2 separate regions of the Homo sapiens genome follow, and region 2 is linked to region 1. A link is a loop called in an ENCODE intact Hi-C map of the cell type or tissue named here. Cell type or tissue: GM12878. All regions are shown on one strand.

The links. Hi-C counts contacts between places; a loop is a spot of excess contacts. Peaks named below come from ENCODE experiments on the same cell type or tissue, not always from the same donor. Only the 100,000 strongest peaks of a DNase experiment are listed, where the experiment ranks them.
Region 2: it touches region 1 in a loop (4-fold over the local background); 1 of 110 quality-filtered maps calls a loop at or near these places.

Annotation. Positions count from the first base shown.
Region 1 is chr5:61,532,465-61,537,464 of GRCh38, forward strand. It overlaps ZSWIM6 (zinc finger SWIM-type containing 6), which reads left to right. Exons shown (of 14, transcript NM_020928.2): 10 at 3,020-3,155. Among named protein-coding and RNA genes, the nearest start is that of LINC03122, 100 kb to the right of the region's middle. In GM12878, no CTCF peak of the experiment used is centred here; DNase peaks (open chromatin) are centred at 2,167 and 2,577.
Region 2 is chr5:61,198,342-61,203,341 of GRCh38, forward strand. All of the region lies in intron 3 of SMIM15-AS1 (SMIM15 antisense RNA 1), which reads left to right. Among named protein-coding and RNA genes, the nearest start is that of SMIM15, 38 kb to the left of the region's middle. In GM12878, no CTCF peak of the experiment used is centred here; DNase peaks (open chromatin) are centred at 2,440 and 4,050; H3K27ac peaks cover 649 bases.

The DNA of each region.
Region 1 (5,000 bases):
GTATATGTGTGTTATTAGTGTGTTATTATGGGATTCTCTGTGATTGATAGCCTCATAAAGTATGTTATATTCATCTTATGTTCAGAACTACTACATATAGGGAAGGGATTTAGATTTTCAGCACCCCTTTTATTTGTCCAAAGCAAAAGATCTACTTAAAAGAAAACATTTTCTTCAAACATACTTTACTTTTATATGTTTTAGAAATGCATTTTAAAGGGAAAATGCTCTTCAGGTAAACCTTCTTAATAGCATGCTTAATTTTGGTAAAAATTCCCAGTGGTAATTTTTTGAAGCACTCTCCTGAACCTGTTTTTTTCCCTGTAAAGATAAAAAGCCCATCTTGACACTTGACAAATTTCAAGAGTGATCCTGATTCTTCAGTTACTGTTTTCTTTCAGTTTTCTCCCATATAATTCCTTATGCTATAAGCAATGTCATTAGTCACAAGCATTTTTTAAATGCTTTCTGTCACTGACTATACTGACTTTTGATTTCTCTTATACTGAAGTTTAGAAAGAAGATCTGTGATTTTCAAAGTTGATAGTGTGTGGTATCTGTATTTACCTTCCTAAATATGTCTCCATGTCCATTTTTCATGAATATTTTTGAACTTTGCCCTAGTCTTGATTCGTCCATCCCTCCCGTCAAACATTTTTATGAGTACTGTGCCTGAGAAGGAGCATTGTTGACTCATCTCTGCCTCTTCTCCTTTCCTGGCCCTGCAAGGCCCACAAAGAGTGAATAGGTGCAGGACAGGAGGCAGTCCAAGGCGGGGAGGCCACAGGGCCATTACTGTAAATGCTAGAAGATTGAGAACTCCATGACTGAATTGACTACACCAGGGCACCAAGTTCTTCGTGCAGTTATACTCTTTGCAAATGTCAGAGGCAAATTAGTTAGCAGGCCCAGATATCTGGAAAGAGGAAGGAGTAACCCAGTATTGTTGCTAGTATTAATCCCTCCTGGCCACAATATTGGATAGATAAATTAGCATATTGAACAAGCACCTCTGGGGAAACTTGGTGCCAAATATCAAGTTGTCATTATTCAGTAGTACACTAGAGTCCAGGAATTACACTAATTATTAATCCACAAATAATTATTGGATACCTGACTGAATGTTTTACTTGTTGAGTGGTATCATAGCAAATAATTGATTATGTATCCTGGATCTCCTGAATAGTACAAAAAAGGTAATTTGGTGGTTTAAGGGGAAACAGTGAAAGAAAATGAAGGAGAAATGAAGACTGTGGCTAATCTATAGATTTGCTATAATTAGTCCTTAAGTAAAATAGTTAGTGTGTTAGATTGGGCTGCCATAACAAAATACCACAGATTGTGTGGCTTAAACAACAGAAATGTATTTCTCACAGTTCTGGAGGCTGGGAAGTTTAGAATCATGGTGCCAGCCTCATCATTGGCTTCTGATGAGGGCACTCTTCCTGTCTTGAAGACAGCTACCTTTTCTCTGTGTCTTCACATGACAGAGAGATCAAGCTCTCTAGTGTCTCTTCTTACAAGGACACTAATCCTGTTGGATCAGGGCCCCACCCTTATGACCTCATTTTACTTTAATGCAGGCCCCAACTTTGGATACAATTACATTGGGGCTGGGGGCTTCCAAATGTGAATTTTGGGAAGAAATACATATTTAGCCTGTAACAGTTAATAACTTAAATAATGTAGCCTTGGTATATGAACAAAAGGTGCAGTCATAATGCTATATGAACTTTTGAAGAATATCAAATCACTAAAACATTTAAAATTAAAGATTAATGGATTTGGTAAAATTAGAGATTTAGATGTTAGTTTAGGTGAAAAAATTTGTATGATTTTAAAGTACTTAAATAATGAATAATTCAAAAATACTATCAAAAAACTCAACTGAATTAAAATAACCTCCATTAAAATGACCTAGAATATATTGTGCTCATAACCAACCACCAGTTCAGTAACTGCTCTTACCATTTCTTCTGAACTGCATTTCTTGCATTCTAAACTCTTCACCACACTGGTTTTTCTCATGGAAAACAAATATAGCATGTCCTCTGAGCAGTGGTGTCATGGTTCATAATTCTAGAAATCATGAAACAGATGTTACCCGAAGGTAACATGGAAACTAATTTATTAAAAACTTTACAGTAACTAAACCTCAGAGTACCTTAGTGCAAAGTGGTTGAACTAACCACTGTGGTTTCCTTTCAGAATTTATTTTAAAAGTCTATGTTGCCGTTCTCAAAGCAGCATTCAGGGAGCACACAGGGGAAGTCAGCTCTGCCACCACGCCTGTCAGAATTTACTAAGAAATGAATTTTGACAGCTTAAGTGTAATTTTGCTTTTAAAATTGGCTTTCAGGAGCCCAAAGAATAGTAAACTTCCAGTTACTTTAATTTTTTTCTTTTGCCTATGATGCGTATGAAATGGGTAACTATTCTTTTTATTAATAATCACTTTCTAGGAATTAATATCTGTTGCCACTCATTAGAGGCAACAATGTGTATAGTTAGAGAGCTGTGGTTCAGAATCCTCCCACACCTCTCACCCCTGATACAGAGCACCATTTTCTGGAAACCTGGCATATTTGTGTCCCTAACCCTTCTTAGGTCCAGGGGTAGTTTCCATAGTTAAGCTGTGGTGTCATCTGTGCATTTACAAATCAAGATGCTCTGATGCCACACATTGAGAGAGGATGTTGCTCAAATGCAGCAAGGTTTTACGCTATAGAGGGTTCCTTTCTCTGAGGCACTTGTATTGTGAATGCTGTCTGCCCCTGAGTTCTGGGTTTTTCATCTAGCTGTGGGACAGTTAGGGGTTTGTTTATGAGGTGAAATCTGTAACGGATGCTATACCCTGAAGAATCTTTTTTGATTAAGGATTATATTCCTTTCTATATCATTTACTTGAAATTCTTATTTGTATATGTTATAACTTTATGTGACATTTTAACAATATGCTTTACAAGAAGTGTTAGTTCATTTTTTAGGAACGTAAAATGTGTATGCTCTCTTCCCACAGCCGGACCATATAGTGGTTTAGGTGAAATAATCCATCGGGAGAGCGTTCCAATGCACACATTTGCCAAGTATCTCTTCACCTCTCTCCTACCTCACGATGCTGAATTGGCATACAAAATTGCACTGAGAGCAATGCGGTATGTATTCACAGCCCAGCTGGGCAGAGGCAGGCCACATTCCCACTGGGAAGCATGGCTGTTAACTGACTTACTCCTTCATGTTTCTTATAGGCAGCAGAAAAGCTAAAGAAACTATGTATTTATGCTTCCTGTATTGTTGTGGAGGTGATTTGCTTGTTGGCTTGTTTTGCTTCTGTTTAAAGTAAGGGAAGGGTTATCCTTGCTGCTATCAGACTCAAGCACACCGTGGCTTTTTCCTACTTTTTCGTGAAGCACAATTCAAGCCAAGTTTAATCATAAAACAGCAACAGTTGAAACCTTCATAAATGATTAATTGTTTTGAAAAAATTGATTTTTGAAGCAGTAGTAAATAGTAAATATACTGGCTTGAATATAATTGAGGGAGACCTTCACACCTGCTGTAATTCCGCATTCCATCAGTAGTGCAGGAAAGCAACTCCCTGTATTGCCAAGGCACATCTGTATTCACTGGAGGCTGAGAGAAGGTGGGACGTGCATTTAGCAGTGAAGGAGTCGCTATTCGGGGTCCTTCAGGCTCTGCCTGCCTCTCTTCTGACTGCTTCCATCTCCTCATCGGTCTCTCCTTTTCAGCAATAACAGTTAGAATATGTTGTTCTCTACCACCCACCTTTTTATTTCTACCTTCTTTTAAAAGTTATTTCACATAATAATTATTTTTATCACAGATTTGTTCAAGGTGAATATTTTAATGAGTTCAAGATTATATTTTAATCTTACAAATAACCTTTAAATTTTAAGGACCTAAAAGGTACATCCATCTTTCTTAAAACATCAGCATTTTCTTTTTCCTTTAAAAAAATTAATAAAACACTCCTGTGCTTCTAATGGAAAGTACAGATCACCTAAGGACAAGCCATGTTGTAGACCTAAAAGCTTGTGTGTGCTGATTAACAGTTTGATCTCAAGAAGCTTTTCATCAAAGATTCTATGTCTGTAATCAGAGAAGTAGATTCTAAAACAAATCCTTGCCTATAAATTACCAGTGTCCCCAAAGTTACCCTGTTCTGAAAGTATTGAGTGTAGCTTATGTGTATAAGGACACCTCTTTTTTATGCAGTGATAAGGATGTGTGTATGTGTCTGTGTGTATACCTATGTGTCAGTGTGTTTTAAGGCTGACATCCTGTAATTTGACATGCTTTCCTTGGCAATATGGAATCTTACTAACCTGCTGGAGAATCTTCTTAAGTATTCTTTTTTCTATTTTTAAAATACCAGAAAATAAGTCAATAACAAACATCAGCAAAAGTCCCCCACCAAATTACATTATACCACTTGGTTTATGTTTTAGAGCACGATTTTAAAATAAGTGGGTTCCTATTTTTATTTTTGGAAGCTGAAATGGAAGCTGTCTTATGAAGACATATGCTCAACTCTATACTTACTCAAATCTTAGGAATTCTAATCTTGTTTTAAAGGGAAGATGTTAATGTTATGGTGCCACCAGATGCTGTTGCTACTACCACTGGCAAAGTTTAAGGGTAAAATAGCATAAAGTTTCTGTGTGGTTCTGGCTTATGTAATGGTATGTGCCAGGCAGAAAGGCTTGCTTTTCTAACACTCACAAACTCATTTATATTTGTCCTTGGTTGCTGCCAAGGCAGTTTCTTAATGGGGAATACTAGCAGGGTACAGGGGAATTTTTTTTCCACTTTCTCTCTTCTATCTGCCACTACTATCCTGCCAAAGGTCTGCCATGGAAGGCAGGTATGTGCCCCACCAGGTATTGCAAGGCAGCCCAGGGAACAGGAAGGAAAAGAGAGATGTAGCTCGCATGCTTCTTAGTCCTTCTGGAAGAGGAAGGCTAAGGAAGGTCATCTTC
Region 2 (5,000 bases), 330 kb before region 1:
TCCACTTGATCCAGGGCTGAGTTTAAGACCTGAATATCTTTGTTAATTTTCTATCTCAATAATTTGTCTAATGTTGATAATGGGGTGTTAAAGTCTCCCACTATTATCATGTGGGAGTGTAAGTCTCTTTGTATGTCTCTAATAATTTGTTTTATGAATCTAGGGTCTCCTTTATTGGGTGCATATGTATTTAAAATAGCTCTTCCTGTTGAATTGAACCCTTTACCATTATGTAATGCCCTTCTTTGTCTTTTTCAATCTTTGTCGGTTTAAAATCTGTTTTGTCAGAAACTAAGATTGCAATCCTTGCTTTTATCTGCTTTCCATTTGGTTGGTAAATTATCCTCTATCCCTTTATTTTGAGCCTATGTGTGTCTTTGCACATGTGTCTCTTGAATACAGCACACTAATGGGTCTTGACTGTTTATGCAGCTTGCCGTTCTGTGTCTTCTCATTGGGGCACTTAACCCATTTACATTTAAGGTTAATATTGTTATCTGTGAATTTGATTGTGTCATCATGATTCTAGCTGGTTATTTTGCAGACTTGTTAATGTAGTTCCTTTATAGTGCTATTGGTCTTTGCACTTCAGTGTATTTTTGTGGTGGCTGGTAATGTTTTTTCCTTTCCATATTTAGTGCTTCCTTCAGGAGCTCTTGCAGGGCAGGCCTGGTGGTGATAAATTCCCTCAGCATTTGGCTGTCTGAAAAGGATTTTATTTCTCCTTCACTTATGAAACTTAGTTTGGCCAGATATGAAATTCTGGGTTGGAAATTCTTTTCTTTAAGAATGTTGAATGTTGACCCCCAATCTCTTCTGGCTTGTAGGGTTTCTGCTGAGAGGTCCACTGTTAGTCTGATGGGCTTCCCTTTATAGGTTGCCCGGTCTTTCTCTCTGGCTGCCCTTAGCTTTTTTTTCTTCATTTTAACCTTGGAAAATCTGATGATTATGTGTCTTGGGATTGATCTTCCCATGGAGTATCTTAATGGGGTTCTCTGGATTTTGTAAATTTGAATGTTAACCTGTCTTGCTAGGTTGGGGAAGTTCTCCTGAATGATATCCTGAAGTATGTTTTCCAACTTGGTTTCGTTCTCCCTGTCTCTTTCAGGTACCCCAATCAGTCGTAGTTTCAGTCTTTTTACATAATCCCATAGTTCTCGGAAGTTTTGTTCATTCCTTTTCATTGTTTTCTTGTCTGCTGTCTTATTTCAGTAAGATAGTCTTCAAGCTCTGAAATTCTTTCCTCTGCCTGTTCTATTTGGCTACTGATACTTGCAGTTGCATTGTGAAGTTCTTGTGTCGGGTTTTTCAGCTCCATCAGGTCATTTATATTCCACTCTAAACTGGTTATGCTGGTTAACAGCTTCTGTAATGTTTTATCATGGTTCTCAGCTTCTCTGCATTGGGTTAGGATATGCCCCTTTAGCTTAACAAAGTTCATTATTACACGTCTTCTGAAGCCTACTTCTGTCAATTCATCCATTTCAGCCTCCTCCTAGTTCTGTGCCCTTGCTAGAGAGGTATTGCAATCACTTGGAGAAGAATAAGCACTCTGGCCTTTTGAGTTTTCAGCATTTTTTGTTGTTGTTGTTGATTCTTTCTCATCTTTCTGAGTTTATCTAGCTTTGATCTTTGAGGCTCCTGACCTTTGAGTGGGGTTCTTGTGGGGACTTTTTTGTTGATGCTCTTGTTGCTTTCTGTTTGTTTTTCTTTTAACAGTCAGAATGCTCTTCTGTAGGGCTGCTTCAGTTTGCTGGGAGTCTACTCCAGACCCTGTTTGCCTGGGTCCCTCCCACACCTGGAGGTGTCACCAGTGGAGGCTACAGAACAGCAAAGAAGACTGCCTGCTCCTTCCTCTGGGAGCTCTGTCCCAGAGGGGCACCACCCTGATGCCAGTGGGAATGCCCCTGTATAGGGCGTCTGGCATATCCTGTTGTGGGGGTCTCACCCAGTCAGGAGACATGGGATCAGAGACCCGCTTAACAAAGCACTCTAGCTGCTCCTCAGTGGAGAGGGTGTGCTGTGCTGGGGAAATCCCACTCATCCAGACTGCCCTGACTCCTCAGAGACACCAGGCGGAAAGACTAAGTCTGCTGATCCGCAGAGACCATGGCTGCCCTTCCCCTACGAGGCTCTGTCCCAGGGAGATGTGAGTTCTGACTATAAACCCCTGGCCTGAGTAGCTAAAATTCCCACAAGGAGGCCCCACTGGTTGAGGAGGGACGGGTAAGGGTCTGGCCTAAAGAGTCAGTCTGGCCATGATCTGCCACAGCCACTGTGCTGTGCTGTGGGGAATTCCTCCTGGGTCCAAACCACCCAATCTCCCCAGCATCCACAGGGGAAAACCAGCAGACTGGAGCTGCAGTGGTGGCTGCTGCCCCTCCCACTGGGAGCTCAGTCATCTTAGGCAGCAGGAAGCCACAGTGATAATGGCCACCCTTCCCCCTGGGAGCTCAGTTGGTCTTAGGCAGCAAGCAGCTGCAGTGATGACAGCCGCCCAAGCCCCTGGGAACTTGGTAGTCTTAGTCAGCCTCCAGCCGAAATGTCCGCTGAGAACCTGCACAGCTCTGTGCTGGGAACCAAAGCCCTGGTGGTGTGGGCTCATGAGAGGGGGTATCGTGATCTGTGGGTTGCAGAGATCTGTGGAAAATGTGTGGTTTTCCCAGGCCGTGTAGCACAATCACTCACCGCATCTCTTGGCTGGGGTTGGGAGCTCCCCTTCCCCTGTGCAGCTCCTGAGTGGGCCATCACTCCACCCTGCTTTTCCTTGCTCTCCGTGGGTCACGCCAACTGCCTAGTTAGTCCCAGTGAAAGAACCTGGATACCTCAGTTGCTGGTACAGGATTCACTTGCCATTTTCGTTCTCAGTGGGAGCCTCTGACAGCAGCTGTTTCTGTTTGGCTATCTTGGCCCCTCCCCCAGCACAGATTTTTATAAAACTAATGGCTATAGTGCACAGTCCTAAGATTCCGAAAAGAGGTTAAACTTTTATTTGGGAATAATACACTGAAAAGACAGGTACGATGTTGTTCTGATTGAAAAAGCTCCATAAAATAATTGAACACGTACTATTAGGTAAACTGAAAACTAGAAAAATTATTATCTAAATGATGTAACATTATTAAGCACTGTGACAAGGATTCTAGCAAAACTGCAAAAAATCCTGTTCCGCACTTCTGGTATAAAATATCTTTTTGTTCAGGCATGATGGGGCACTGTGTCTGCTAGCCATAGTCGGCATGTTTTATCTTCTAGTTAACGTATATCAAACCCAGCACTCAAATACAACTTTCCAGATCCTGGATGTGACAGTGAAGCACTGTTCAGAGCCCATTTTCTTTGGCCATTGATCTCAGATGCACCCTGAAACAAAAGTATTTACAACAACAATGAAAGATGAGTTTGCATGGAACATTTAAACTTTATGTTCTTTAGTTTTGCCACCTCTAAAATGAGAATAATCATTTTAGCTTACCTATTAGAGTTGTTCCAAAAAGTACTTAAGATGATTGTGAAAGACAATCACCTTAAAGAAAAAAGGACTACTTGATGGTTACATATTACAATAAGCACAAAAGAAAAGTGGACTTAAGTTTCATATCAGGGTAGGAACAGGATGGTTTCAGCTTTTGAGAGTATCATGAGTAGGTGTCATTTAACTGAATGAATGGAATGAACCATGTGTATTATATAAATAAGCATATACATATTTTATAATCTTGTGATATTTACCAGATACTTGTTATCTACTAGTTCTTTGTAAAATACAAAATATGTGTATATTTTTGTGTTGACCTATACACAAAACTCTAATTCAGGACTTTAGATATAGCCAACGAAACAGCTACTTTCAGCTCCCACAAAAGTAAATGAATATACAACGTATTTTGCCAGTACCATAAGCAATGAGTCAACAGGCCCCATAACATTTTTTGGTTACATGTTTTGAGTGACCACATTTTGAGTTACAGGGATTACAGATCTCATGGCCATAAAAAGTAATAACACTCCCACCCCATCAGTTATTGCATTTATATCTAGCTTATTCATTTCTGCCTCCACATTGGGTAACTAGGGAAACAATGATGTCACTGCTCAGTGTGGTACTTAGAAACTTCTTTAATTAGGCTTATGGTTGGGGAAGCCTACAGTCATTTAATGAGTCTCACCTCTACCACTGCAATAAACTCATAGAACTTTTATTTTTCCGGGCTGCTGATAGGGGAAAGATTATAATTCTATCTAATGCATTGTTTTGGAAAAAATATGTATTCTAAAGCATATTTTTACTGAAAAATCATCTGTGTGTTTGCAACAGGAGTTTTTTGATGTACATTGACAACATTGAGGCAATTATATGACCCAAATTAAATGTTCCTTGTGGGACCGTGGTCCTTTGAGCAGTCATCCTTCCCCTGGCCCTTCCTGGCACCTAGCTTTTGGTCTGAGAGGCTGGGTTTCCATTTTGCTCTTCTTTATTATGATTTTTCCTACTCTGTCATGTTGGTAACAGCAAGTTTTAAAAAATAAACAGTATCTGAATGTAAAAGCCACCTGCCCCCAAAATGGGATAGAAATTAAATATCAGTCTTTCTAGTAAAATAAATAAATGGTCACTCAGTACAGCTCAGCCATCACTTGCTTAATATGTTTGATATAGTTTGGATATTTGTTTCCTCCAAGTCTCATGTTGAAATTTGATCCCCAGTGTTGGAGGTGGGACCTGGTGGGAGGTGTTTGGATCATAACGACAGATACCTCATGAATGGCTCAGTTCCATCCTTGTGATAATGAATGAGTTCCTACTGTATTAGTCTCTGTGAGAACTGATTGTCTAAAAGAGCATGGCACCTTCTCCTCTCTCTCTTTTCTCCTCTCTCACTGTTAGATGCCTGTTCCCCCTACTCTTCCTCCGTGAGTGGAAGCTTCTTGAAGCCCTCACTAAAAGCAGATGCTGACATCATGCTTCTTGTACAGCACCCACAGGGGAAAACCAGCAG